Linked DNA regions of Mus musculus: all the other regions are linked to region 1. Evidence: chromatin loops called from intact Hi-C (ENCODE). Cell type or tissue: heart. All regions are shown on one strand.

The links. Peaks named below come from ENCODE experiments on the same cell type or tissue, not always from the same donor. Only the 100,000 strongest peaks of a DNase experiment are listed, where the experiment ranks them.
Region 2: it touches region 1 in a loop (2.7-fold over the local background); 15 of 42 quality-filtered maps call a loop at or near these places.
Region 3: it touches region 1 in a loop (7-fold over the local background); 16 of 42 quality-filtered maps call a loop at or near these places.
Region 4: a loop joins it to region 1, with 3 times the contacts of the local background. A loop is called at or near these places in 9 of 42 quality-filtered maps.
Region 5: a loop joins it to region 1, with 3 times the contacts of the local background. A loop is called at or near these places in 3 of 42 quality-filtered maps.
Region 6: a loop joins it to region 1, with 4 times the contacts of the local background. A loop is called at or near these places in 6 of 42 quality-filtered maps.

What each region holds. Positions count from the first base shown.
Region 1 is chr4:9,025,197-9,030,196 of GRCm38, reverse strand. No RefSeq gene overlaps it. Among named protein-coding and RNA genes, the nearest start is that of Gm34428, 19 kb to the right of the region's middle. In heart, a CTCF peak has its summit at 2,240 (motif pointing right); DNase peaks (open chromatin) are centred at 1,466 and 2,216; H3K4me3 peaks cover 1,591 bases; H3K27ac peaks cover 2,922 bases.
Region 2 is chr4:8,847,720-8,852,719 of GRCm38, reverse strand. Chd7 (chromodomain helicase DNA binding protein 7) reads right to left here. Exons shown (of 38, transcript NM_001277149.1): 24 at 1,835-1,924; 25 at 1,363-1,466; 26 at 1-42. Among named protein-coding and RNA genes, the nearest start is that of Gm46842, 61 kb to the left of the region's middle. In heart, no CTCF peak of the experiment used is centred here; a DNase peak (open chromatin) is centred at 2,049.
Region 3 is chr4:8,663,882-8,668,881 of GRCm38, reverse strand. No RefSeq gene overlaps it. Among named protein-coding and RNA genes, the nearest start is that of Gm8273, 19 kb to the right of the region's middle. In heart, CTCF peaks have their summits at 2,029 and 3,287 (motif pointing right); a DNase peak (open chromatin) is centred at 2,021; H3K4me3 peaks cover 334 bases; H3K27ac peaks cover 734 bases.
Region 4 is chr4:8,834,538-8,839,537 of GRCm38, reverse strand. It overlaps Chd7 (chromodomain helicase DNA binding protein 7), which reads right to left. Exons shown (of 38, transcript NM_001277149.1): 16 at 777-987; 17 at 1-113. Among named protein-coding and RNA genes, the nearest start is that of Gm46842, 74 kb to the left of the region's middle. In heart, a CTCF peak has its summit at 1,974; a DNase peak (open chromatin) is centred at 1,907; H3K27ac peaks cover 1,096 bases.
Region 5 is chr4:8,644,994-8,649,993 of GRCm38, reverse strand. It overlaps Gm8273 (predicted gene 8273), which reads left to right and starts at 2,537. Exons shown (of 1, transcript NR_168732.1): 1 at 2,537-3,031. In heart, no CTCF peak of the experiment used is centred here; DNase peaks (open chromatin) are centred at 1,533, 2,463 and 2,793; H3K4me3 peaks cover 2,580 bases; H3K27ac peaks cover 2,261 bases.
Region 6 is chr4:8,823,566-8,828,565 of GRCm38, reverse strand. Chd7 (chromodomain helicase DNA binding protein 7) reads right to left here. Exons shown (of 38, transcript NM_001277149.1): 9 at 3,021-3,104; 10 at 2,220-2,357; 11 at 2,002-2,123; 12 at 1,439-1,682; 13 at 158-334. Among named protein-coding and RNA genes, the nearest start is that of Gm46842, 85 kb to the left of the region's middle. In heart, a CTCF peak has its summit at 2,099; no DNase peak of the experiment used is centred here.

The DNA.
Region 1 (5,000 bases):
CAGATTCTTGTGTTGTTTCCTTTTGTTTCGTTTTGCCTTTTTACATCATTGTGCAGCTAGAGGAAGGTGCTCAGACCTTTAAGGATGGAGGCTGATCTCGATGACACATTCCTTTAACACTAGCACTGAGGACTAAGGCCAAAGGGTGGTGAGTTAAAGACCAGCTTGGGGCTATATTATGAGCCTCTCTCAAAAATTCTTAAGTAAGTAAATAATTGTATTATTGGGAACAAGACTACCTAGTACCATCTCTTCATTTTATGTCTGCGGTTGCTACTTCAATGTAATACAACAGAGGAATGCCATCAGCCCTCGGTCTGATTATTGCTTTCTTCCTAAGGGTGTAGGTCAGGTGAATACTGAACTCACTATAAAACCAACTTCCCACATTCTAGGATTGCTTGCAGACATGTGTTATCATGCCAGTTTGTATTGTATTATTTGTTTGTTTCTTTCTTGAGAGAGGAAGGGGTCTCATTCCATAGCTCAGGTGGACTTTAAACTCATAGCCAACCTCCTGCCTCAGCTTCCCAATATCTGGGTTTATAGGCATAAGCCGCCACACTCAGCCTTAATCTGATTTTCTTAAATATTTCCCTTTGTGTGATTTCTGTTCTCTATTAAATGTTATTTATTTAATGTGTAAGTCTGAGTCAAGCCCTCTCTTGTGTGGGGGTGTGGTGTGGGGGTGTGGTGTGGTGTGGGGGTGGGGGTGATGTGGGGGTGTGGTGTGGGGGTGGGGGTGATGTGGGGGTGTGGTGTGGTGTGGGGGTAGGGGTGATGTGGGGGTGTGGTGTGGGGGTGTGGGAAGTGCTTGAGTATTGCCGTGCAGGTGTGGAAGGTCAGAGAACAGCTTTGGGGAGTCTGTTTTTTCTTTCCACCATGTGGTACTCTGGAATCAAGCGCAGGGTCTTGGGCTTGGGCATAAGTGCCTTTGCCTGCTAAGCAGCCTCTCCAGCCCTGTTGCTGTTGCCGATACTGAGTTTTGTCTTTTGCTCGAAAGAATAAAACAGCCTTCAAAATCTCCAGAGATCCGTAACTTAACATGTACAGAATTATAAATTGTCTGACAACTTTTCCTGACATTTCTTTTCTGTGCAGACATGGAAAGTGTGTGCCTAGGAAAGAAGAAAGCAGGGGGATATGACGAGGAAAGGGATTTAATTTTAAGAAGAGAGAAGAGACTTCCACTTGAAGATGACAAAGAACGCACTGGCCACACAGGGGCAAGATGAAGTGGGAGTTTTTTAGAAGATATCACATCTTCTCTTTTGCTCTTTTGCAAGAGCTCACGATGGAGTGGAGTTAATCTTCATCGTTCTCCCGAGAAAGCACAAAATGAACCATCTTAAACTCAGGGAAAAAAAAAAAGCCCCCAACACCATCTGTTGCTCCGCTGAAGCGTTGTAGTGGGGGAGGGGACAAGCCAGTTGTTAAATGGGAAAGCAATCAGGCGCTCAGCTCCCCACACTGCCTTCTGCCTAGAAGCCAGGAAAGAGGTCCAACGAGAGGGTAGAGGATTCCTTTCCTGGGTGCCTGGATTATTAGCCATTGTACGTGGGTGGGTGCACTGGATTACAAACCAGGGTACGTGGGGAAAGACGTAGGTGGCACTTAACCGAAACGAGATAAGTCAAACCAAGGCGCCAAGGGCTGCTTAGGAAAGGATTTCCCTCCTTCAACCCCGATCAGTATCATCTGATGGTTGTTTACTTGTTAAACTATCGTTAGATTGAACATAAGTGTAAAAATAGTCTTAAAAACAAGGCGCAGCTCTCCATTATCCCAACAACACATGGCTTTGACTGTTTCAGAAAGGGAAATAAAATATTTAAAACAGGTTTTTATCTGGGCTGTGCGTCTAAACGTGCAACGGCCCCTTGGAACGGAGCCCTGGTGGAGCAGAGAAAAGCCGTGGGTTGTGGAGGGACGGCTGGCTTCCCGGTGATGTGGGACAAATGGCAGGTCAGTCACATCTAGTCGTTGATGGGGAATGAGAGCAGGCGTCCACTGACAGAAAACAAGCCTCCAGCCTCCACAGTCAGAGTCTCTCCGGGCTGTCCCCGTGCTTCAGGGTGACCCACAATAACAAAGCCCACGGGAGCAGTTTACTCAATAGCTTCGAGCATTGTCCTAACCGTGAATCTTTGCAGAGACTGAGACTTGGCCACCCTGGCAGTCGCGGCGACTCCCCCAACTCCGCAGCCCAGGGTTGGGCTGATACCTCGCGGCCGTGGTACTAGACGCTGCCGGAAGATGGCGCACGAAGATACCGACTCAATCGAGGGTGCCGAGAGCTACTGTGGACTGGGCGGCCGAAGAGGGATTTTGATTCATTAAAAAACATAAATTGTACTTGATGAACAACAATAATAATAATAAACTGACTACTGGATTCCACAGAGATGAATTTTTAAATCCCTGAAATCAAGTTATTTAAATTATTTAATTTAATTTGCTAAATTTCAGTAACTGCTATGTAATGGTGCATGCCGGGCGTTTAGGTTTTATAGCGTCTAAATGCTTCTCTTTACGGTGATTGCTGCAGTTGCACGGTCACCAGAGAACTCTGTCCCCATCTCCAAGCTGTGTAAACAAATTGAGGCGAGAGTAATTACACACTGAGAGGAAGGCAAGAAGAAGCCATGGAAGCCAGAGAGAGCCCCAGCGACAAAATAACACCTTAAAAGGGCTCAAAGATCAATGCTGGTGACTTTACTAAAATCATCCAGGGGGGCCAAACCTAAACTAAACAGTGCCTGGTGGTTCTTATAGCAGGATCTTCCTCTCAGGAAAATAAAATCTATAGTCACATTGATATTACACCTTAAACTGTTTAAGTTCGTGAATGTACATTTTAACTAGCTTCCCAGCTAGAAAATTTGTGCCCAGAAAAATCTAGAAACTTTGTTCCTCCTATGAGCAAGGAATGATTTCGGCAGCCAAATATAAGTCTTTTCATTAAAGGAACCCTCACATTCTCCTTTGTGAAGTTCCAACGTGCACGCCATATTTGCACGAACAGCTATGTCTAATTTGCACAAACAGGAAGTTGCACACGAATATATTATCTTAAATCTGTGTGTGTGCGCGCGCGAGCACATGCACACGTGTGTGCATATGGGGGTATACATGCTGTCTGCACACTACGCTTCTCCATTGTTTTCGGCATAACTGATTTTGGCACCAGCTCGTTAGCACTTTGGAAGGGCCTTCATTAGCACTGGGACAGTAGCCAAAAGGAATCCAGAAAAATCAACACATGGCTGCTCCTGTTCTCACGATAAACGACAGCTTTCCTGGAAAACAACAACATTCGAGAAGCAAAACAAAAACCCACAGCAACAAGAGCGCAACAACATGAACACAGGAAGTCAGACATCACCAACTAGGAGTTTTTTAATTTTTAAATTTATTTACTTATTCAGATTTTTTTTTTTTTTTACAATTCTGGGTACTCTCACCCAATTAAAGATATAAATAACAAAAGTACATTAGGAACCCAAGGGGAAGAAACTAGGCTTTGTAGTGGGGGGAGATGCTGGGAAACAGCCTGGCATTTGCGGCCACACCAACCCCCAAACCAAAAGTGGTCCACGGAAACTTCCATGCCTAATCCACGGTTCTTTGGAACCTGAGTTCTGACAAGAGCCCTTCTGGGAAAACAGAATTCCCCTCTTTGTGTGAATATCTCATCTCGAAACCGGTAGTAGGAAGTTGGGTTGCTCAGGTACTTTGATAGTATTCTGGGAAAACGGTGATATCTAAACTGGTCAAAACTGGTAGCAAACCATATAGCTTGTTAGCCTAATACAGGTCCTCACACTCATGCCGTAGCCAAAGCAGTAGCCAAATCATACAGGACGGTTCCTCAAAGGGTTAACTCTTTGCAAGTCAGCTGTCAAAAGGAAGCATGCTGGTCTTTTAAGACTCCATGGAGGCTTTGCCCTAGACTGCCCTTCCCACTGGGTCTCAAGAGAAGGCACCGGGCTTGGCCCCTCCTCCTTAGCCCTTTGCCCTCTCTGCCCTGGGTTTCTGTTAGAGTTTCTCAATTGTTTGCACTGAACTTTCTTGAAATTTCTCAAGGAAAGGGGAGAGAGGAACGAGAAGGCAGTGAAATAAAGGTAGAAAAAGTCCGGAGCATGCATTAGTCACGTGATCCAGAACAAGCCATGAATACACAAGGGCCAAGGGAAAGCAGTGTCTACCTGGAAGCCCTCAGTGTGGCACTCACTCAAGGTGGTACTCACTCAGGGTGGCACTCACTCACTTAGGGTGATACTGAGGGTGGCACTCACTCAGGGTGGTACTCACTCAGGGTGGTACTCACTCACTTAGGGTGGTACTCAGGGTGGCACTCACTCACTTAGGGCGGTACTCAGGGTGGTACTCACTCAGGGTGGCACTCACTCACTTAGGGTGATACTGAGGGTGGCACTCACTCAGGGTGGTACTCAAGTCCTGAGAAGAAAGGAAGCTGCCTGTGCATAAGTGGCAAGAAACCTGAGGAAGGCAGCCTACAAGTATGGCTCTGGAGGAATTCAAAATTCAGACCGAGCAGGTTGTGGGTCCCAGAAAAGAAGCTTCAGGCTCATTCATTCATTCATTCATTCATTCATTCCACAGGTATTTACTTATTTCTTCTGAAAAGACAGGCAGAGCTGAAGCATCAGGCACATCTTCTTCACATCCTGACTCACTCAAACCTTGGACACAGAATTAGAGAGACAGGGATAAAAAGGCTGCGAACCTGGGGACTGACAAGATCAAGTCCCAGAGTTGAGTATTTCTAAAGTGGTGTGTGTGTGTGTGTGTGTGTGTGTGTGTGTGTGTGTGTGTGTGTCTGTGTGTCTGTGTCTGTCTGTGTGTGTCTGTGTGTGTCTCTGTGTCTCTGTGTGTGTCTGTGTGTGTTTTATATTAGTGTGTGTGTGTCTGTGTTTGTCTGTGTGTGTCTGTATGTGTCTGTGTCTGTGTTTGTCTCTGTGTGTCTCTGTGTGTCT
Region 2 (5,000 bases), 180 kb after region 1:
ACAGTGCAGGGTCAGCTCGCATGGAATTGTACTTCTCATAGCCTGGGCCACAGCCACCAGCACACAGAGGACACGCGTGACAACAAAGGAAGACCCGTCACTGTCAGAACACAGCCACAGCCCCTGCCACAGCACAGCCAGCTTGTCTCCCAGACATCATTTGTGGCGAGCTAAACAGACCTTGCTTTGGTGCAGCACTTTAGGACAGCTTTTGTGGCCCCTATACCCTGGCTGTGCCACTGACTCACCACAAACACAGACAGAGAGGGCTCAGGATAACTGCAGGATGCCAGGGAGGGGTTCTGACCCTATTCTTCCCCAACATCTAATTTTGCTTGACATTTAAAAGGCTTCCTAACGTTTCTTTATGACCTCTGCAGGGGTTCTCCAGGCCCCCCCTCCCCCCACCTTCAGTAGGTTTGGTCCTGCAGGAACTCACATGGGCGGCTGAAAATGCCCGTGTATGGAAGGCAGGCCAGCGAACCTGTCTCATTAGGTTTATGATGCTGCATGTCAGGAAGATGACACTGTTCCCTCTATGGTTTTCAAACTGCAATTTGCTTTTTGACTGCCCAAGTTGACTAGATGGGAAATGGCAGATCCCAACAGTGCACTGCAGGGAAGTGATTCTGAGGCCGGGCTCACAGAACACGGCTGGAGTACACAGAGCAACAGCACAATTCAATTAGGATGTGTACTACAACACACCGCTCCTAACTGCCGTAGAGCCGCAAGCCAAACTGTAATCATGAAAGGCTTTATAAGCCATCATTCTCCCCGTTAGTCAGGCTGGGCGGCTGAGAATACCTCCAGGACCTCCAGACAATTGGGACTATAATCAGGAGTCGCTCACTGTATATATCACAGCACTTCTGCATCCCCAGCCTTTCAAAGTTAACAAGGCTACATCCCACTCGGGGGAGCCGTGAGTCCTCAGCACTGACATTTGTGAAATATTGCTTGGAACAAAGCCCAGGAGGCACTTGTCCAGATTAATAGCAGAGGTTAAGACCACCGTCCACTCTGACACGGGCTGGCAGAGTTAGCGAGGGCAACCGTTCCAGAAGCAAAGTTTCGGGAATGCTACGGTACGACTTGGCTATTACTAAAACAAATATGGTTTGACTTCTGTTTACAGCCAAGAAAGAAATGTTTTCTTCTCAAACACTCAACAAACATTCAAAAACAGCATCTGATATTTACAGTTCATATTAGATTTTTAGTACAGAAAAATGGTAGGCGCCAAGAGTCCTTTGGAACGGTCCTCATTAATATTATGACTTTGGAAAAGAGTACGCAAAGAGTTCTAAATAAAGATGAAGCCACACAGTCAAGATGCGCTCAAACAGAAAGGCCCCTTACCATGTTTAAACACTCCAATTAGGAGGGATTTGTCTGCTTCTCGGTCCCACCAATCTGTAGGAACCTCAGCATGGAATGGCTCAGGGATCCACACGTCTGCTTCACTGGAAGACAGCATTGAAGCACTCTTTAAATAGGAGCACTGAAAATGAACCCTAGTCCTACACGGTAAACACCCACCATGTAGGAAGGAATCGGCAGCACGGAAGGGGCAGTGGTCAGTAGCCAGAAATGAGCCTCATCACAAAGTATGCCAGCTAGGTCAGAAGCCATTGTTTCTCACCCTCTTACAACCAAGCACATGCAAATGGCCCTGACCTCCTCTTCCTCCCATCCCCAGGCCCAGAGGACAAACACAGAAAGGAGGTGAGCTCCTGCGAGGGGAGGGTTCTGAGCACAAGCCTGGAGTTAGAGTTTCCCAACCACCTGGGCTGGCCTGTGGAGGCCTGAACAAACGTGTGCTTGCACCAACCTTGAGTCAGCGCCCTCGAGGATCTTCTCTGCCTGGTCTCCTATCACTTCTTGTCTTAGGTAGTACAGCATGCGGACACGCAGCAGGACCCTGGAGAGGAAGAGAGAGGGGGGGAAAAGTTCTTAACTTCAGTGCTGTTTGCCAACAGTGGCTTTTGGCAGCTGCTGCTGTTCATCCATCATACTGCCAACCCTGATTAGCCATGCTGTATGGTAGGCTTGAAGCGTGACAGATGGTGCCACATAATCACCTCTGTGTGGTGCTTTCTGCTGGCTTCCAACAGGCCTGCCTGGCAACCGCTCACGCTGCACAGAGAGGGAGTGAGCTCAGCCCAGCCCAGGCGCACTTCACTTAGACCTACCTAGTGCAGCTTGTGAAGTTTAGACACGTACCCTACCACTGCCTCTGAAGTATTGAAGCAAGTTTGTAAACAACCGAGCAGATGGCTTTCAGTAACTGTTCTGCTTCATTATCTCATAAAATTTCCTCAGCTGCTGCCTTAATACCATTTTTGGAAGCACATCAGAAGTTGTAGGAATAAACGAGATATAAAATCTGGTTTTACTACCTTACAATAAACCCTCAATATGGAATGTCAGGTTTTTCAGATTATACAACTTTGCTTCCAAGAAAGGAAGATGGTGAGAGTAGTGGGCAGGGGGTGGGTCCTTACCCTACTCAGGGAACAGTAAACATTTCTATTACTTCTACTTATATTATCAGGGGACCTTAGTTGTGGTTTAAAAATAATAAACACTACAAGATTAAAATTATCCAACTCACTGATACTCATTTTTAATGAATCAGCACTAAAAACTGGTGATGCTGTCAGGCCACCAGATTTTCCATCTTGGGTGTGTCTCCTCAATGGCTAAAATGTGACTTCCCCACCCCCACAAATAAAACTCACCTGGTATACCACACAGGTCATGTCTTTACTACAGCCCATATGTGCATATGGGATTGATTGACACCTGAAGATGACCTTCTTGGTGAAGGTTGGTTTCTTCCAGTGTTATTTCCCTAGCTGAATAAGCCTGTCACATAACTGTATAACACCCCTGTACCAATGTTTCTCATCTATATACACTGGCTCACTTGGTCTTCATAATAACCTGTGATGACATGGGCAAGTTCTCATTTCCACACTACAGATGTGAACACTGTTGGTAACAGAGGACGAGTTATATACCCAAGGTCACAGGGACACCTTGAGCACAAGCATGCAGATCTAGGTCTCCCAAGATGCGGCGACTTGCCTCTAAGACATCAAAATGACAAGCAGGGGCAGTCTTACTAAAACAGACTAGTCCTGTCCAGGCATCAGTAGATGCGCTGTCTACCCCAAGAGTCCACCCATGGCCAACATAGGTTTTGGATAGGCTGCAAGGTTGCAAATATTAAAATGCATGCCAAGATATGCAGTCATGTTGGGGAATGCCTTTTTTCTTTTCAGTTTTCTTTCTCCTGGTAACAGGTAAGCTCAGGTACTGACTTTGCCACACTGAACCAATAAGGAACATGGAGTTAGCACTGCTTTCCTCTGGCTAGAGGATCCGCAGGCCAGTGTTTTCTTACACTGGGTGCTCAGAAACAGTAGTTCCAAAGGAAATCTCCTCTACCTGTGGATGGACTCTTTCCTTGACTCGAAGGCAGGGAGCCTAATGGTTTCTTTTCCTTTTGGTAGAAAACACAGACTTCCATTTCGGGGCAGGTTTAGTAGTGTGGAGCTTTCTATGAACTGATGTGAGCATCTCCTTTTCTTCTAGAGGGAAAGCCAGGAAGAGAAAGGATGGCCAGGACACAGCTCCCACTCTCAGAGAGTCCACTCCGTGACGGAGGGACAAGGTGGCTAACGTGCCCCTGGGGCTGGTCCACACTCTCTCACACATCCTGCCAGTGACTGCAACCCAAAGACCAGGACTGCACACGGGACTAACATCCCCCACTCGGCTTCCTTCATCTGTCTGGTCTTGCAAGCTTCCCATTTGTGAGGAGCAGTGGTCATCTTTTCTCTACGATGTCCTTCTAGGGCCTCACTTTTCTACCTTAACAGCAACATCTCTTCACATTTGACAAGAGTGAATCTCAAGGCACAGTCTACAGGCCAAGGACAATGGGACACTTTCCACTCCAGAGAAAAGCTAGAAGGTATCAACAGTGGTTTTCTGAGACTGAAAGAGATATTCAAAGAGCCCCAGTTCCACCACGTGTCCTAACTGCAGAGGGCTCCCTATGAAGACTGCTGCTGACAGGAGACTAGGAATTAAAAACTACCACAGCTATGCTGGCATGTCACATTAAACCATTTAACTTCCTCTGTTTGAATCTTGAACCCAGAAGGCAACTAACCCAAAACAAGGTAAACCATGAAGACGGGGACATTTTCTGAGAGCTATGATGATCAGGTTACAATTTTAGTATGAAACACCATGCTAGGACAGTAACAAGTTCCACAGACACCAAATGCTTTGAAGGATCACGGTGACCCTTTCAAGAGCCCGGAGGCAAAGAGTCAGACTTCTGTGGTCAGGTGGGCATGGGGGAAAGGAAGTGTGCCACCAAGTCCCACTGGGTTCTGAACTGAGAAACCTTAGGTAAACTACTCTCGTTAGAGACCTTCGTCTTTGTGGATAAGCGGGAGATAAAATGGAACAGCTGCATCCCTTCCATCCTAGCTACTCAGGTGGCTGAGGCAGAAGGAGCTCTGTGACTTTGAGCCAGCTGGGTCTACACAGCAACAGAGACAAAACTAAAGCAAAAAGCGCCATGTGACTTCCCCAGTGCTAACGATGGAAGCAGTCAGTGAAAGGTGGAGTCCTACAAGAGGACCTGCAATTGTCTGTCTACCACACGTTAGCCCCACACCAATCATCTACAATTCCACAGCGAGGTTGTAACAGGTAAACGTGGGAACAGTCCAGATGTCCACTAGAGGATGAGAAAGGATTAACAAAGTAAGGTGTACACAGAGCTTAATAGCATTTATCGGACAAGAGGATCCTGACACTACCTACAACACGGACGAAGCATGGGTGCCAGACCAAATGAAACGATCAGAATAGGGGATGAATACTGTGGGGTATTCACCGTGCAGCAGCCAGTCCAGGATGGACTGGATGACTGAGTGTCCATCTTAGATGGCAGTGACAAGCACGGGGCACTC
Region 3 (5,000 bases), 360 kb after region 1:
TTTTTGTTTTGTTTTTGAGACAGTTTTTCTCTGTGTAACAGAGCCCTGGGTGTCCTGGACTCACTTTGTAGACCAGGATGGCCTTGAATTCACAGATATCTACTTGCCTCTACCTCCTGAGTGTTGGGATTAAAGGTGTATGTCAGCACACCTGGCTCTTTTTTTTTTTTTTTTTTTTTTTGACATTATTCTCAAAGAAGCCCAGACGGGTTGTGAACTTGAAATCTTCCTTTACAGTCTCCTCTCTCCAAGATAGTATCTATCTATCCCTCCCTCCCTTCCTCCCTTTCTCCCTCCAGTTGCAGGTGACCAAACCCAGGGCCTTCCTGCACTTGACCGGTAGGTATATTTACATCAGTGTCACCACAAATACAAGAGTGATATAATGTGCTAAGACTTTTAGGGTGGCTATGACATTATAGGTATCAGGGTTCTCTCAGCTCCATTTTGATCTTATAAGACCAGGTGCTGTTTGGTGATGGCTGGATTGTCATGCACACATAACTATGCTTAAAGCCGAACTGACGTGACCTCTGGGACTTGCATTAACAGTGTGAAGAAATGGTGGAGCACAGACAAGAGAGGCCATACATTGATGTATGTTGGACTTATAATACCCAGGGAGGGAGGCAACACTGCACATTTCTTTCTACTTTTGTGTATGTTCTGTTTCGTTATAAAAAGTTCATGAGGCCATTTGAAAGTCCAGTACTTCCCTATGTGGCGAGACAGTGCAGACATGGGTCCTGAGGAAGGCTGTTGGTGAAGCCCAGAGCATCTGAACGACCATCTTCTTGAAGAGGAGCAGGAAGCTTTTCTGATGAAACTTCACGGTGCTGGGGTTGTGTCTAGCTGTGGCCTACTAACTTTGTCACCTTGAGCTCATCTCTTACCTCCAAAGAACTCCAAGGCCAGCATCCTCCATCCTTACCTACCTGTGAGGCAGAGATAGTAATTGTGCCAACCGTATAGAACTCATTGTGCCAAAGGAAGCCATGCACAAACCCACCATGCTCCACCCAAGACAAAGTTAAATGTCCAATGGCAGTGTGGGTGTTTTATTTCCCAACAGAATGGTCACAAGAAATAAGGACATAGAGCCAGGTATGGTGGTGCTTACCTTTAATTTCAGCACCCTGGAGGCAGAGGCAAATGTTTGTGAGTTCCAGGCCAGCCCGATCTATAAAGTGAGTTCCAGGATAGTGAGTTCCTTTTTTCCTGTCTAAAAAAGTAGAAAAAAAGAAAGAAAGAAAGAAAGAAAGAAAGAAAGAAAGAAAGAAAGGAAGGAAGAAAGGAAAAGAGAAAGGAAAAAAGAAAGGAAGGAAGGAAGGAAGGAAGGAAGGAAGGAAGGAAGGAAGGAAGGAAGGAAGGAGAAATGAGGACAGGTCTAGAGTGTATAGTGCGACAGAAAACTATTGGAAGTGGCAATGGTGCCCCGGTGGAATGGAGGAATCTAAGGTCTTTGTCCACTGAGGTCATCTGGAGGTCAATGATGACATCATCATGTTCGGCTCATGATGATGTGTAGAATGCAACCAGAGAACAGATAATTAAGCAAGAAGCGCCAGTGGCAACGGGAACAGTGGAAGCTGTGTGCTTCCTTATTTGGATACGAGGAACTTGGGCAGCGAAGACAAGGGAGCCCTTTTGCAGAAGGATGGGAGTTGAGGGGCAGGAGACACTGTCCTCAGCTAGGTAGAGATGGGAGATGTCCAGCAGCCTGCTCCAAAACTCTGGGAGATTGGAAAAAAAAAATCCAGAGAGAGTTAAGGAAGGGAGCTGGGTTTCTGAGGTCTTGGTGGAAGGTGTCTGATGTTAGAATCAGCTTCATACAACAAGGATGGCCAGAGCAGCACAGGGTGGGCCCCCTTAGTGTCAAACGGGCAGGCAGGTGGCAGTCTATACCCTCTGTACTGTTGAGAAGAATGTTCTGTGGCCTTTGAAGTCACCTCCTTTATGTGACAGGAAAAGGGTGAGAATTAATCGCTTCTCTGAGTGGGCCGTGGTGGAATAGAGCCCCCCAGCTGCTGGAGGTGGAACTGCAGCTGTCTGATACTAGCGCTGGAAGAGAGCCCAGCCCCCAAAGCTAAGGGGAGACACAGCTCAAAGAAAACACAGCCTGCGACAGGCAGAGGCCCCATGGAGTGCTAGAACGGGAAACATTTTTTGTAAACACTGTTCTCTTCTCTCTACTCATCGCCTTTATTTCCACTCTACCTCATACCATGTCTGTCTCATCCTGATGTTAAGGCCAAAGAGCCGGTTAAGACAGGAAAACCTGTATCTGGAAACGTATTCACCTGCTTTGTGCTAAAATGCTCCAGAAGTATGGAGCGTGGCCTTCTGATAAGGGTAAGAGTTGGGAAGGATACATTGAAATCTACATTTGCCTACCCCACCCCTGTGCCTGCCCCTCTTTTCCTCTGCCCCTCCCTGAAAACCGAAGAAAAACATGCATGCTAATTGAACCCTCTGAGCTACACCCCCCACTCTTTTTACTTCTTAATATTTTGAGACATCTCACTAAGTTGCCAAGGCAGGTGTTGAATTTTGACTTTTAGTGTCTTAGCTTCCCCTCTATCACAGATCTGGAATTAAGACATGGCATAGGGACTCATTTGAAAAGCACTCTTGGGGCTGGAGAGATGGCTTAGAGGTTGGCTAAGCCATCTGAACTGACTGCTCTTCCAGAGGTCTTGAGTTCAGTTCCCAGCAACCACATGGTGGCTCATATCCATCTTAATGGGATCTGATACCCAATTCTAACGTGTCTGAAGACAGCGACAGTGTACTCATATACATAAAATAAATAATTCTTAAAAAAAAAAAACCAAAGCCCACTCGAGCCTTGAATTTGTGTGGGGCTGGGATACATTGTTTTTCTGCCAAGGCTTAGTGAGGCTGTATCTATTATCCCAGCTGTGGAAGCTGAAGCAGGAGGATCACTTGAACCTCTAAGTTGGAGACTAGCCTGGGCAACATAGTGAAAACTATTTCATAAAACAAAACAACAATAAATGTTCTTTTTTTGTGTGTGTGTGTGTGTGTGTGTGTGTATTTGAGTCAGGGTTTCTCTGTGTAGCCTTCCCTGTCCTGGAACTCACTCTGTTCACTAGGCTAAGTTCAAACTCAAACCAGCTGCCTCTGCCTGTCTCTGCCTCCCAAGAACTAGAATTAAAGCCTGTGTCACCATCATCTGCCTCAAAATGTTCTATTTTTAAAAAAGATTTATTTATTTATATGTAAATACACTGTAGCTGTCCTCAGACACTCCAGAAGAGGGCACCAGATTTCATTATGGATGGTTGTGAGCCACCATGTGGTTGCTGGGATTTGAACTCAGGACCTTTGGAAGAGCAGACAGTGCTCTTAACCACTGAGCCATGTCTCCAGCCCTCTATTTTTTATACTAATATTATTTTAATATTGCAGCCAAACCTAGTTTTAATTAGTATAAGTATTAAATTAGCAACTTATTGTGGAGTATAAAAAGATGACAATGTTTGTAAGAACATAATGAACCAAAATTTTAGCTAAATTATCACCAATTAGACCAAATCTATCTTTATCTACTTACCTACCTATCTATCATCTACCTACCTACCTATCATCTATCTATCTATCTATCTATCTATCTATCTATCTATCTATCTACCTACCTATCCATCTATTTTGGATGCAGGTTTGTACTACACTGTCCTAGCTAGCCAGGGACTCACATGTAAATGAGGCAGACATGGAATTTGCAGACACACAGCTGTCTCTGCTTCTCAAGTGCTGGGATTAAAGACGGGTGACCACTCAAGCTCCCCATCCCTAGAGAAGTGCTATGCAGTCTATAAGCACTTGCAAAGGAGAACTTACCCTTTTCAATGGACTCTCACTAGGTATAGAAACCGCTCTTAAGGACAAACCCCACGGCCAGCAGTAGAAGGCCAACACAAAATGAACGCAATGGCAGTTTTGTAGGTTCCCTGTTCCTTAGTGCTTTGTCTGAGTATTCGTTTTATTCTTTTTTGTTGTTGTTGTATAGTTTTTTTGCATATACATTGTGCTTTCCTTTGCCGTGTTTGCTTCTGTGTGTGTCCCCTGCACCTACATGTGTTTCCTGTGATTTCCCTTTGACTGTTTTGTCCTATTCTGCTTTGTTTGTTATTTTATCTTATTGTATTTTTTGTTTTTGTTGTTTTTTTTGGTTTTTTGGTTTTTCGAGACAGGGTTTCTTTGTGTAGCTCTGGCTGTCCTGGAACTCACTTTGTAGACCAGGCTGGCCTTGAACTCAGAAATCCGCCTGCCTCTGCCTCCCAAGTGCTGGGATTAAAGGCGTGCGCCACCACGCCCGGCACTGTATTTTTTAAAAATTAGTTTTAGATGCCTGTTTGTATTCTAATGAGGAAAAGAGAAAGAAAGGGTGTGGATTTGTGTGAGTGGGGAGTTGGGGAGAATATGAAAGGAACTGGGGGAGGGGAACCATAATCAGACTATATTGTCTGAAAATATATAGTTTCAATTAAAAGACTTGTGCTACTATGCATTGAAAAAAAGTCTTCTTAGTCAATCAATATTTGCTATGTTGGGCTCTGTGTCAGAGTCTAATGATGCACAAATTAATATAAGCTACAGTCTCCGACCCCACAAGTCTCATGTACCTGGGGAAACACAGTTGTGTTACAGGGATTACATAGAAAGTATATGGAGATTTCTCCTCATGTGACGGGAATGAGAACCAGGGAATACATTTTCAGAGTTGAGGAAGGGTTCGGAGGAGACTTGAAGAACAAAAAGAAAATTTTCAGACTTAAAGAGAAGAAGAGACTGTGTTGATGTTTACTGGTCAAGTATGTCCTTAGCACGCACAGGCCCTGGCTTCCATCCTTAACACAGAAAGGGAGGGAGGGAAGGAAGGAAGGAAGGAAGGAAGGAAGGAAGGAAGGGAGGGAGGGAGGGAAGGAAGGAGGGAGGGAGGGAGGAAGGAAGGAAGGAAGGAAGGAAGGAAGGAA
Region 4 (5,000 bases), 190 kb after region 1:
CCCGTGTGCACAGGAGGAACACAAACCTATCAGAATCAGGTTTGGAGAATCTGTCAATAGCTGCCTGGCGGAGGTTGCCTCTGACCCGGCCATCAATCCTTTCGTATGGGTACCTGGAAATACAACACGGAGGCCTGACCCACAGCTACCATATGCTCGCTCATTTTTGCTTTCAAATAAGTATTCCAATATGGAATATGCACTCACATAATAGAAGGATTTAGCATAAATACTTCAAATCAGGAGTGTTTTCCATACAACTGCCAGAACACTCAAGATTTAAAGTTTTGTTTTACTTCCTCAAGGAAACAGCTAAACTCTAAAAACAGCTGATAAAATACATTTTAATTTTAAGTAAGAACTCTTCTCCCCAAGTTGAACGAAATGAAGAAAAACTGCTCACAAAAGTATGCAGCATAAAACAAACAAACAAAGAAACCTACATATACCTGGCGGTGGTGATAAACGCCTTTAATCCCAGCACTAAGGAAGCAGAGACAAGTGGATCTCTGTGAGCTCAAGAGCAGCCTAGTCTACAGAATGAGTTCCAGGACAGCCAGGGGCTACACAGAGAAACCCTGTCTCAGAAAAAAAAAAAAAGTACACAGTGCCCCCTGCTCTCATGTAAGATGCCCTTATATATAACTGTGGCTTTGAAAGGGGGGGGTGTGTGATATATTGTTCCCACTCTGCCACCTCTACTGTAAATGTCACTTCTAGGTGACTCACACCGCATCCTGCCCTCTCTCTCTGTTGTTTCTATGCAGTGGCCTCACCGTCTCTGGATGAGATAGTCTTCCAGGATGTCCAAGCAGCGCACCATCTGGGAGAAGATAAGCACCCTGTGGCCACCAGCCTTCAGCTTTGGCAGCAGCTTGTCAATCAGCACCAGCTTGCCAGCAGCCTGGATCATTGCCTGGAGCTGAAAATCTGGAGACTCTGCATTGTGTGTTTCTTTAAACTCTTCCAAAATTTTCTCTTCAGCACCTGCAGAGATTGGATGGCATGACGTGAATACTGTAAGAGGTTTTTATTACTAAAAACAATGGATTTGCTTTCAAAACCCACAGCAAACTGGCAAAATCAGAATATCCCATTCACATGTAAGAGCAGGAAGCCACCTGCTTACTCCAAGTTAGATCCACACATAACCACAGGCCTAAAAAGGGACCAAAGTTTTAAGTTCCATATACTGAGGCAGTTTGGAGAGAGATCCACATTTTCCAGCCACCAAATGTTTGCTGACTATATTAAAAAACAAAACAAAACAAAACCAAACCAAAACCAACCAAACAAAACACACCCAGATTTCAACAACAGACTGTTAGGCCATAGGTGTCGAAAACAAGCCAAGGGCCAAATACCTACAGAAAAGCTAGAGCCTGAACTACAGGCGAAGGGGGTGTCAGCTGAGTAAAACAAAAACAGCAATGCCCAAACCCTCCAAAGATGAAAACCAAGGCAACCTATGGCTTCCTGGCTAAGTCCCCTTTCTCGATGTTCTACACTGTGCAGAAGTTTGAGTGCGGTAGAGCACTCAGTGGAAGGACATGTCCCCGAGGAGGAAGGCTCACAGAGTGCGGTAGAGCACTCAGTGGAAGGACATGTCCCCGAGGAGGAAGGCTCACAGCTACGGCCTCCATCGTGCTGTGGGTTCAGGCAGCGGCAGGTAGGCTTCTCTCAATGCTCCAGTCCTTTGGCTGGAGTGAAGCAGAGGTGATCTGGCCCCCTCCTTGGCCTCTGGGCCCCCAGTACACAGGGCTGGGTTTCACACTCTTCTCCTATCATAGATGCTTTTGAGAACGAAAGCACACCAAGTTTAACCCCAAGCACTCACTTCCTGCCATTATACTGTGCCAGGAACTTCCTCCCACTGTATGTGACGTACCGATGTGGGTTACAGAAATCTCCCAAAGGCGTCTGAAGGTCGGGTTGGGTCAGGAAGGCCACTGTAACGGCTTATGGCACCTCCACAGGCAACACAATGCCAGTGAAGGACAGTCTTGCTTCCATTTAAGGTGGTGTTGAGGCTGTCCCCATGGGGTCATACAGAGAACACTAGATGAGTTAAGAATCATCAAGGGCAGATTAAAGCCACTTGATGTTTGGAGCGAATGCCAGGCCTTCCACAGGTGCACGACCTTTTCACAAAGTGAACCGGGCAGAAAATGCCAACTCTCTCGGAAGGGCCTGACCCTTAGTCGCCTTCCACAAGAACAAAAAGCTGAGATTCAGATTAGTTCTGTAAGTGTGGAAACAGACCAAGGAAAGATAAGGAGGAGATGCCATGTTAAGGACAGAAGCCACAGTGTCCCTGACTAAAGGTGATGGTGTCCCCAGGCCTGCGGTCTGGAGACCTGGCAGGCACTAGGTTCAGAAAGCTCTCCTGGGCTCACACAGAGACTCACAGTGAATTATCACATTATATCTTTTAGTAAGTTTTACTCTTTTGTATAATGCTCATAAGATGCTTACGATTTAGAAATGAATAATTTAACCCTATGATATTTGGGTATTCTTTGTCTATGAGGCATACAACCCGGGATAAAAATGAAGTGTAATATAGTTTAAAACCACTTAATGATCAAGGAATTGTCTTTTAAAAATGAGACTTTCACTTTGAGAAAGCAAATGTCAGGCAGGCTGGAATTATTTTAGTGAAAAATTGAAACATAAATAATTCAAAGAGAAATCTAAACTCACATTATAAAATTTTAAATTTATTAAGAAGCAGCAAAACAACACTCCTGCCTTTTTGATGCCACTGATAATTTCTTTCCTTTAACTTTTAGAATTTAAAGTGTGTGCATACGTGTGCATGTGTGCATTCGAGAGTGGATGCCTGCAGAGCCAGAGGGATCAGGTCCTCCCAAGACAGCGTTATAAGCAGTTGTGAGTCATGGGATGGGACGTGAACACCGGGGTCAAACATCTGGAGACAGTTGCAATTTCTGCCCCATGTATCACAAGACAAAATTTAAAAATTAGCAATTAAAGATTTCCTTTGAGGTTAGATTTGAAAACATCAACTGGATATGGGTTATGATAAACTCAACTACTTAGTTAAAGTGCAGCTGGTAGTGCATTCATCTTGTATGCAGAGCAAAGGCAACTGGAAAGAAGAGTAGAGCTTTCCTCCTTCCACAGAGAGCTGCTACTTGCCGGGGACTCTGGCTACCATATGCAGACACTCTTCAACCACATGCATCTTTATGGCATGTACTCCCACCATCCAGAGTTCTCTCCCACTAAGCTTATCTTACCACTCCCACCAATGTACAGATTTGCTCCTACTTTTCCAAAGACATGCTCTGTAGAATAGAAGTTTAGGCCAGTTGGTGCACTTTCCTCTCTTACGACTAGTTCATAACAGCTTACTACGGATGATTAAACTTTCTTGCGGGTGCCACTTGGACACAGCCATAACTCCATGAGAGCTCAGTTACAGATCCTGGATAAGCCTGGATAAGAGTGTGCAGTGGGGCCCTGGACCAATCCCTGAGATGTCCATGAGATACACTGTCTCACTGTCTCTGGAGCTAGGAGCCTAACGTACATGTTTTTTTTTTTTTTTTTTTTTTTTTTAACTTTCCAAAAAAATGGGTACAAGAACCCCTCCCTAACAGTCACTGTGTTATTTATTCTTAGGACAAGAGAGCTCACCTCAAGGCATGACAATTAGGACAAATACCTCAAGGAGTCCTAAGGGGCTCTAGAAGAAGAGCTATCTATACAGGGGACTCCAGAGACAAATCAGATACAGAAAAGGGCCCCTGCTATGTTTTGGAGGTGGGGGGAGCCTTGGCAATGCTCTCTGCATACAATTAACCAGAGTGAGCAGGAAGGACATGGAAGCTCAGAGCAGTCCTCCTTGTCATGGGACTGAGCGTCTGTGACACAGGCCTCGTCAGCACCATGAGTCCTTTATGTAATCTCTTTTTCTCCTCTTTCCTGCTGGGGGTTGCTGTTATCTATTTTCTCTCTATAAGCTATGAAATAAAAGTATGCGCGCATAGTCAGGTGTGTCCTCCTCATACACGAGTACTTTCCCTGAGTCCCAACTCAGCCACAGGCTAGTGGACACCATATGGGCTCATAAATACTGTGTGGTTAGCTAGCACAGTGGACGGGCAACTATCAGACATGGTGCTCTCTTAGAAAACAAACACTACTGAAACACTACTTAAAAACAGGAGTTCACAGATGTCACAGCAGAGCAATGGCCTCAGGTTCTATACCCTGAGCTTATCCTCCTGGTGGATACTACTGTTTCTCCTCCATTGGCAAGGACATCCAGGGTGGTGGACAGGTGCATGCTGAGGCAGGGGAATGGGAGGTTGTCTCCTTCCCTCACGGACCTCAACACTCCCGGGTTAGCCTGCCATCACAGTGCAAACTGCCCAGATCACAGCCATATCCCTTCAGCTGATCATTCTCTCCTTGCTTGTCTGTCTATCCTTCATTCCATCTTTTTTGGAATGTTGGCTCTGGTCAGTCTCTAGTCCTTTCATTTCTGAGGCACGCTCTCAGGAACAACAGCCCCTCCTCAGCCCGTCCTCCCAAATGGCTAGCTAGCCTCAACGTTTCTATATAACCGACAACGGTCCTGATTCTCATTCTCTGACCTCTACCTCCTCCGGGCTGAGACGACAGGAAGATGCTGCCACACCTGGCTTAATGCGGTGTTTTGGGATGCCACCCAGTGCTCTGTATACTCTAGGTGAGAACTCCACCCACTGAGGTCCATCCTCAGGCACGTAGACAGCGCTCAGCTCAAACACCAGCTGTGGCTTCCTCCACCCACTGTCTGGAGCCAAAGTAGCATGTGACCCCATCTGCTTCCTAGCAGGGCCCACTGAGTCTAAGGGGCACAGTCCCTCTGTGCCGCGCACTGCTATACTTTGGGTAAGGTCCCTTTGTTCTCTTGTTTGCTTGAGTTAGGGCTTCACCTCAGCGACCTTTCTTTTTCTTGTCCTGCCTGGCAAAATCCTGGTCTCATA
Region 5 (5,000 bases), 380 kb after region 1:
AAGTGTAACAAAGTCAACAGGTTGGTTGAACTGTTGAAAGAAAGCCATCACAGGGCTAAGGAGCAACCGCAGTGCTATTGCCTAAATCCCTTGTCCTCTCAGGGGCTCTCAGCCTTCCTAGTGCTGCGGCCCTTTAATTCAACTCCTCATGTTGTGACTCCCAAACATAAAAGTCTTTTCGTTGCTGCTTCATAACTGCAATTTTGCTACTGTTATCAATTGTAATAGAAAAGCCAGCGTTTTCCAATGGTTTTAGGAGACCCCCTGAAAGGGTCGTTAGACCCCAAAGGAGTCACAACACACAGCCTGAGAACACTGCTCTGAATATTCCATTGTTCCACAAAGAATTCTTGTTTAACTTTCCTGTAAAGTGAATAGTGGGACCATGTTTAAAAATAATACACTGCTGAAAGCATGGCTATCTGAGACTTGAGACCTAGCACAGAAAAACGAGAGTTTCAATTTGTTAGAATAACAGTTCATACTGTTATTTAATACTTTGGGAAAGTATTAAAAGTACCCGAATATTTTTTTAATTGCAATGTTGAGGCAGTTTCTTAACATATCGATAGTTGTTGCACAAGGAGCTACAAGCAAGGAACTAGAATCTCAGCTTGATACTAACGTTTCCCCCCATTTCTTCTCTCAATAATTAAGGGTGTACATTTCAGCTGAGTTTTAAACTTTTAGTCTGAGCTAAAATAAGTGTTTCTGACCATTAAGCTTCAATCCGAAATTCATTTTATAAGCCACACATGTCATTGCTAAGAGATTTATAATTTCAACAAAACACACTAATTTAAAACTTATATCTTTCAAAAAACCAAAAAAAAAAACCCAAAACAAAAAAACTTGTCTTAAAACTTGTATCATGTTATGTATATATAAAATTTCTTATAAACTTGTAACCCAGCATTCTAAAAAGAAAAATATAGCAATTATAAATATATTGACAACCCAACCAGGCTACTGATTATTTGTTGGTTTTCTGTGCCATCAGTGTGTATGCTAAAAGGGTTATTGTCCTCTGATCAGATACTGCCAAGATCACCCCAGAAACTCGGAACAATGTGAGCAGGAAGCTACTGGGGAAATGAAGTTGGGTAGAACAGCCAAAAGAGAGGTCAGCACACTGCGGTACTTAGGGCTAAGGGCACGGATTCTCTAATCCTCATTTTTGGAGAAGAGAAGGAAGCCACTACACTAGACCAGGAGACAGGGAGGTGCGGCAGCCCCTGGAGAGTCGCACCGAAAACTGAAAACAATGTCAAACTGAGTACAACAGGGTAAAGGTTAGGATCGAACCTGGCACTAAAAACCCAGCAGACAGAGCACTGAGTGGATTTTTTTAGAAGGTATTTTTTATCCTGAGGGCCACAACGATTCCTTTAAAAGATTTTAAACGGGAGGGAAGTGATCGGATTAAAAGGAGCACCACCCATTTAGTCCACTGTAGTGGTGGGGGAAGGGTTGAAGCGTGGGACACGCGCAGTGAGCAGGTAACAGCGGGGATCCGGGTGGAAACGCCGGGCGCGCGCACCGAACCGGAGGGAGCCCTGAGCGGAAGAGCAGACGAAAACGGATTCTGGGGCTGGATGAGTTGGCTTGAGGGGCTGATGACCAAGTAGAGATGTCATGGCTGAGATATGAAACTAGGTCTGAGGATCGGTGCTGAGCTCCATGTGAAAGAGATGTTCAGCCTCCAAGTGAAATCGCCTGGGTTTCAGAACAGAGGTGGTCTGGAAGCAGGAGGGCGCACGGCTAGTGGGACAAGATCGGCGAGAGGATGCAGAGTCGCCTGCACAGCCGAACAATATTTATTTTCTTTTTCTTCAAAAATACTCGGAACCCAAGACCAGCAGTGAGATAGATAGGTAGGGGCTCCAGCGTTCTCGTTGAGGGACGAGAAATGAGATTTTTGGGGTAGGAGTTGGTCACCGTGAGTCCTAGAAATAATCTTCCGCTAACACGCCTGTGGTGCCCACAAACCAACTCAGAGCATCGAACAGTTGACACAGAATCTTGATCAAATAGATCCCCGACCCCCGAGAAGACTATATCATAGAAACGTGTTTGCTTTAAAAAAGTATCGCGCTTGTTTCTTCCAATTCCAGTATTTAAACAGTTGAGTGACCAACTTGCAATTTTAATAAATACCGCATTCAAACTATGCATCCACTTTCAAAACACTGAAACTGAAGATAGTCGTACTCTACCAGTGAGTGCAAACTTTCCCGATTTTTGCCCGTGGAAGGTTCTGGGGAATCGCTTAAGAACACGGCCGGTGCCCCAGGTTTGCTAAGCCGCGGACTGAGACAGCACCCGCAGCCCGGGCCCGCACCACTGGCTCCTCCCAGCCCATTCCCCACCTCCGCTAGCAGGTCCCCCACGCCCCGCCCTTCCCACGGCCCCGCCCTCCCCAGGGCTCGGGGGGGGCGGATCCAGGATGCCCATCGCTGATTGGCTAGCTTCGCATAGCCCCGCCCCAGGGCGCGCGCAGGAAGCGGTGCGGACACGCGCGGCGCGGCCCCGCGGGGAAGCGTCCGCGACCCTCGTTCGGGCGTCCTTGACCTGCCTCAGGCGAGGCTGCGTCCCGAGAGCCCTCCTGCCTTCGCCGCCCGCCTCGCGGACCTCCGGGCTCTGGTCGAGGCCGCCGCCCGCGGTGCCCGGATGTCGCGGGCTTAAAGGGCCAGTGCCGCGCAGCCGCCGCGACGTGCGCTCCGAGCGAGCGGGCGGCCCGGGCAGCCTGAGGAGGCCCGGCTTCCGCAGCCGGCCGGTCCCTGTGATTGGCGGAGGCGTCCAGAATGCTGCACGTCGTAGGTTCCGCCTTTGCCGGGTCAAAATGGTGCGGGCGAGGCCCTGCACTGGACGGCCCGGGCCTGGCGATCGGGGACCCTAGAAAGGGAACGCTAAGTTGTTTGAGATCGCGGATAGGGGCGATGGCGTCGAGGTGCGGTTTAAAAATTATACGGTCCTCAACAGGAAAAATAAAATTGTTGTGTTCGACATTAAAGATTTCTTTTAAAATGGATATTAAGGGATTTCACAAGGGCCAACTTGTAAAAACAACTCGTTTTGTCTTTAAGGTTAATTAGAACCTGTGACAGTTCGTTTAATTAAGCAAAATTAACTAGTCTATTAAAAAAAGTGTGTGCGTGTGTGTGTGTGGTGTAGATATAGAAGAAGGTTTATTTCTTAATGCTTGTTTTCTACGTGGGTAAAATTGAAATGAGACCGAATAGCTTTCCGAGTTTGTTTATACTGTTAAAATACCTTGATTCTGATTCTAGATTTAAAATTTTAAGATGTCCTTTTGTGTCTGAAATCCTTAGAACAGGTGAGACTTTTCAAAAAAACCCTTGAAATGACACTTATTGTATTGTTTTTGAAAAAATTTATATGGAATTTGTTTTAATCGTGTTTCTAATCATTTAAGTCCAATATTGGAATAAAGGGAAATTAGAAAGTACCGAAGCTTGAAGAGTAGCCCCGTTTCTGAGCAAAGTGAAAGGATTTTCTTTTACCCTAAAGACGTCTCCTAGGTGCTGGAACAATAAGATAAAGAATAGTTTAGGGCCGGGCGTGGTGGTGCACGCCTTTAATCCCAGCACTCAGGAGGCAGAGGCAGGCAGATTTCTGAGTTCGAGGCCAGCCTGGTCTACAGAGTGAGTGTCAGGACAGCCAGGGCTACACAGAGAAACCCTGTCTCGAAAAAAACAAAAAACAAAACAAAACAAAAGAATAGTTTAGATAGAACACTGACTAATAACAAGGTATGGTATGTCTGTATGAAATGCGATAATGAAACTTGACACTGTGCCTCCTAACTTCATAAATTAATAAAAGTGACTACTTTTTCTATTTTTACTCCAAGTATCAAAGTAGTAGATTTTATTTAAAATGAAGGAGTGAAAAGACAATGAAGAAAAAGAGAAACACAGGAAATAAGATATGAATAAATGGAAAATGTTCAGAGAACTTAGGATAAATTCAGTATTTGCTTATCAAGAAACTGGATAGAGGAAAATTACTCTGAAGTTAAAACAGGCTTGTATGAAATGGTGTTTTAGCTTCATGCCTTCTTCAAAATATAAAATAACTGGTTTCATTTAATTGAATACTCAATGAGAATTAAAGACATGGAAATGACAAAAGCAGGAACAGAAGCCTCCAGAAAAGAAGATGAAGTTAATGACACGCTTCATTTCAAGAGACATGAGCTCATTTCCTGTTAGAGGGATTCCTCCCAAATGAGGTTTGGTGCTAAATAAATTTATTTTACAGACCTTCCTTAAATCTGTGCTGGGGGGTGGGAGGAGACGGAAATGGAAAATGGAAGCGATAAGAAATGTAAGGGAAAATGTAAAAGATTGCAGCTTCCTTTAATGGCAGCCCTGGCCACTGCTGCCACCGCTGCTACCTCCTCCCCCCTCCTCCCCCCTCCTCCCCCCTCCTCCTCCCCCCCCCCCCTCCTCCTCGGCCATTACAGTATAGGGATAAAAAAGCTGAGTGGGTAATGGAATGGCTCAGTGGGTAAAGTCACCTGCTACCAAGTCTGGTAGTCTCAGTTTGACTCTCAGGACTCACATGGGAGAAGAGAAAATGGAGTCTTCTAAACTTGTTCTCTCTTCCACATGCTCACCATGTCAGAAGAAGTGTTATATTCCTGGAACTGGACTTACAAATGGCTTGTGAACTGCAGTGGGAGTGCTGGGAATTGAACCTGGGTCCTTTGGAAGAGCAACCAGCTCCCCAAATAGTGTTTTAAAACCAGCTGATACTGGCTAGAGAGATGGCTCAGTGGTTAAGACCACTGACTGCTCTTCCAGAGGTCCTGAGTTCAATTCCCAGCAACCACATGGTGGCTCACAACCATCTGTAATGGGATCTGATGTCCTCTCCTGGTATGTCTGAAGACAACTACAGTGTACTCATATGCATAAAATAAGTAAAAAAAAAAAAATCAGTTGGGACACACACATATTTTCTTGGTATTTTTT
Region 6 (5,000 bases), 200 kb after region 1:
ACAGTTAATGACATGGCAAATATTTGAAATTGATGTTGTTCAAATTATCATGACTATGCTCTACTGAGATACCAGCAGACAGCAGTCAGGAAGGCAGCACACTCAGAGACCAAGGCAACAGTGCAGGGACTCAGCGGCAGCCGCCACGGTCACTAACCAAGTCCATCATCTTCAGCCCTTCCAGCAGCTTGCAGTTTCTGTTCTTCAGCCTGTGGGCTTCATCGATGACCACACAGCGCCAAGGAATATTACGCAGCTCAGGACAGTCCGTCAGAATCATCTCGAATGTAGTGATGATGGCGTGGAACTTATAGGACCCCTTTATCACTCGACCCTGGGGGGGGGGGGGCACAGCACGTGAGAGCTGTTTCACAGGACTGGCTATGTTCCTACATTTGAGCATAAAAAAGCTTCTAAAATATATGTATTTAACCCTTTGGAGACCTCTGTATTTTAGGTGGCACATTCTGTTGTCAAGTTTTCTGGTTACAGTTATTTTAGTTAAAGTAGGACTTTGAAACATTTCCTTTTAAAAAGAAACTGGTGAAGTACTAGAAAAATTTGGGGTCAAATTTCCTTAGAGAGCACATGTGAATAAAGTGACATTAAGTGCTCCAGTCTAGTCACAGCCCACAGAACCTAACAGGAAATTCAATGCTGAGGTAACGTTAATTTTTTTTTAAGTTTCTCTAACTTAATTTTTTTCTTTTCTTTTTTAAAACATTTCTGTAAAATACCAAAATATTTGAAATTTAAAAAAGAATCCAAAGAGGATGAGCCTTATAATTTCTCAAATCTAAAGATAAAAACAGATTTCAATATTTTTTAATCTTTTAACTATAGGTCACACTTTGTATTGTTACCAACTCTACAACAGCCTCTACTACTTAAAGATTACACATGTTTTAGCATATACCATCCCCTATCATGCATGCATAATGCTTTATTGCCAGTAAGAGGTAATAACTACAAGCAGGTAACTACAAGACAAGATTAGAACAATTCTTACACGAGCAAGCACTAACTCCCTCTTCTGTGGCATACTTGGATTTTTACTTAATGACTTTTTCACTTCTGATCATAGGACAATAAAATGTCCCCCCTGGTCACATTTTAGCATCATTTTTGTGTGTGTGTGTGTGTGTGTGTGTGTGTGTGGCATTGTCTTAGGCATACAAAATAGAACTAGGTTACTAATATGTTATAGAGTTTGTGGTCTTAAATGTTAAGTTACTCTTTATAATAATCAGAATGACAAATGCTAAAACCAGTATTCATGGATGTAGGACAATTTTCAAACATGCATTGGATAAGAAATCTCAAGCAAGTTTCTCAAGTAAGGGAAATCGAGGCTTCTATCCCCAGGTCATAGAGATCTGAGTCTTCAACCCTCTAAAACATATACAACATGCACAGGGGTCACACCCCACCGCTTTACCTGGGGATCTTTGAAGTACATTTCATACAACTGAATGGTCCGACGGCTGGCTTGGCTCCCATGGTACACAACCACGTTCAACTCCGTCCAGGTTCGGAATTCCCTTTCCCAGTTGGGGATCGTGGACAATGGGGCAATTACTAAAAAGGGGCCATGGATTCCTTTCAAGTATATCTCATAGAGAAACGTAATGGACTGGATCGTTTTTCCCAAACCCATCTCATCTGCTAAAATGCAGTTTCGCCTTTAGGAAAGAAAAGGACAGGAAAGCTTCGTGATTATCAGCTGTCACTCTCTTTTTACAGAGTATACACTCCATAAATGCATACCCCATACCACCTTAGCTATTTTCTTAGTTCAACAAAATATATCTCAAAGAAAAGTTCCCAGCAAACAGATATCATTTCTACATAGATCCATTGATTAATTTGGTGAATAAATTAAGTATATTCCAACAGTTGAATTTTAAAAACGTATTACAGCATTAAAATTTATATTCTTAATACCACAAAGGATATGAGCTACAGCATTTATTGAAAGTAAAAAGAAGCATGTTTACATACATGTTGTACCAATTGAAAAGTAGCCAGTTTACTCCCTCCAACTGGTATTCCCTGAGTTTGTTATTGTTTTTATACTCCCTGGAACTCTCCGATTTCTTCCAGTCATCAGCAGGAGGTCGCTCCTGTTCCAAATATAGTAGATGCCATTAGTGGTTTCTCAGTGACTACACCACTATGCTATGCCCAAATCAAACCCTTCCCCGAGAGCCAGTCCTCACCACACGCTCGGTTTCCGGCTCCCTGGACATGAGTTTTTCAAACTCTTCGATCTTTGTTTGATCTATGTCCTGCTTCAGCTCCCATGTGCTGTCTTCATAAGGGAGTGAGCACCACTTCACCAGGTAGTGAATCACAGGCTGGGCCAGGTTCAAACAAATCAGAACTAAAGTCATTTGACCAAATACTATATATTCAGGAAAAGACATGAGCTCTGCTTCCCTGACCAAGACAACCCCCAGCACTGGGAAGACTCAACTGCCCACATTTTATAACTATAAGCACTGAAAGTGGTCATTTCCAGTGTATACTAGAAAGTGGATTATTGGGTATTAACAGAAAAAAAAAATGAGCTTTTTATCTGAATCATTGGTTCATGACCAAATATTAAGGAGTAGCTAATGAATACCAAAAAGCCAAATCAAAGGTTAATTTTTATGTAATCTAATTACTCAATTACATGATTTGGATTTATTATAGTAAGCTATTTGTTTATATAACTGAATAGTTGCCTGCAGAGTGAAAAACAGACAAGTTTTTTCTTCAAGGGAAAAACTATCCTGTTTGCTCTCAGTCACTTACAATGGTGAATATGAGTCTGGAAGACTGAAGGGGAAACACTTTGGGTGCTCTGAGTCAGTGGGAATTCTCCTTGAGGGAAGGAGGATTTCTGTGTTTAACGTTTCAGTTAAACACAGACTAGAAGCTTGGTAGTGGAGGCTTTGACCAGGCTCAGACCTTGATTTTGTCCCTTCTGTCAACACATGTGAGCCACCCAGGGTAACACAAATGATCTCTGTTACCTCGCCCCGGTCATCTGTGCTACGTGCAAAGTCCATTATCCGGTCAACTTCCACATAGTCTGGATTAAAAAGGTCATCCTCAATCTGTTCCCAAGAAGGAAGAAAAGGCTTAAAGTCTCGTTCCTGTCTCCAGAGAAACAGTAGTTCACTTTTCACTAGGCAGGATTTTGGGTCACAGCAACACAAAATTTGTATTTGACATCTTCTATTATATTAATTGAAATGCTACAATTTAGCAAAATCACTCCCTGTGAGGAAATCAAACTTCTCAGACTTTGTTAACTGAGTATTTTAATTACTGTGTGAAGCCTTCTACTGTGAGAGAATGTTTAAGAATATTTCAAATGAAGTGTGAAATTACAATTCACTAATGGGCAATCCAAAAGGCCTATGGCATGCAATACATTTAGCATTCTTGAAAGTACAGTCTGCAGTGAAGAGTCAGAGCCACACACAGTACATACTAGCTAGTGAGCGCATCTAAGAACGCTGCACAGCACCACGTACAGAATGTTAGCATAAGCCACCAACCCTGAAATCAGCAGGTCTCACACTGGTCTGTGAGCATGGTCGGGATGGTTGGAAATCTTTGCCAACCGATATCACCACCTCACATAGAATAACAGTCGTCCCATTAATCTTAAACATTCCAATAACTTAATTGTACTGAATGTGAGTGTTTAGGTAAAAGAATCCAAAGTAACCTTAAACACAGTTACTAACTAATTTAACTAATATTCTAACAATGTTTGTTTAGAAAGAATACGAGGCTAGAATACGCTTCAAGCAGATTCTGGTTCATACGGAAGAACAGACTGCTGCTCCCATGAAAGCTAAAGGCCACGTCATACTTTAAGAAACCTACATCTGTGAAGGTTCTGATCTGAGTCAGAAACAAAGACACACAGTTACGCGTGCTGTAGAGTAGCTTAGTTAACACTCTGTAATGCTTACACGTGAAAGGCAGCTTAGAGTCAATCAGACCTCATTCTCTGTCACTCTGGCTATTGTACCCACTTAAAATGTCCACCCTGGGTGCTTTGGATTATGAACTATGAACCAAACAACACAGACACAAAAAAAATGCCTCTGCTGCCTTCCGTTTTTCCTCAGAGGTGAGCGGTAAGAAAAAGAATACACTACGGCAGTGTATTCGATTTAAAGTGTTAACGTTCTGATGAATTTAGCTTTGCCAAAAGTGCTGGATTTAGGCAATTAGCACGTACATATTATTTATATACAACACAAGCCGTAAAAATACTCCACAAACTAGTCCTGGATGACAAAGGCCCTCTGTAAGACCACTGTCTTTCCAGCATGAGCTTTCATAGCCAATACCCAACGTGTTCTCTCCTACACCCTCTTCCAGTGCTCTGTGGCATAGGCATATGATGGGCTTCCTGGCCTAGATGTTATTTCTGAGTAGACTGTAGGTTCAGGAGAGTCAGGAAGGCTAAGTTTCAGCAAAGACTGCAACAGCAGCCATAGCCAGAGATCCTAGACAGAGTCAGGAAGGGGTGCACAGAGCTGTACTCTTTCCTGCTAAGATTCCAGATAGAACTAAGATTTCTAAGTTGCCATTTTACCAGGGTGCTTTGTATCCTGGATGCAAGTGACATGTGGACAGCAGGTTCAGAGAAACAGGCTGTATATTAGGGCCAGGCACAGTTCCCTAAGGAGTGAATACAGGAGCCAGAGTCCAGGTAAACTGAATGAACAGGGCCCTGATTTACAGACAGGGAAAGCCCACGGAGCTTCCTGGTTTCCCTCCTGCTGCGCCTCACAGAAGGTCAACAGGACACATGGGTCCTCTCTCTGCTGATGCTGGTCACCCAGCATCTCAACATTTTAGCTTAACTTTCATAAAAAGGGGCACAGGAAATAGAAACACACAGGTTTATTTTCAGACTACTCTTAAAAAAAAAAAAAAAAAGCCTTGCTACCGTTCTCCCAGGAGAGAGAACTGAGTCACAGTCAGGA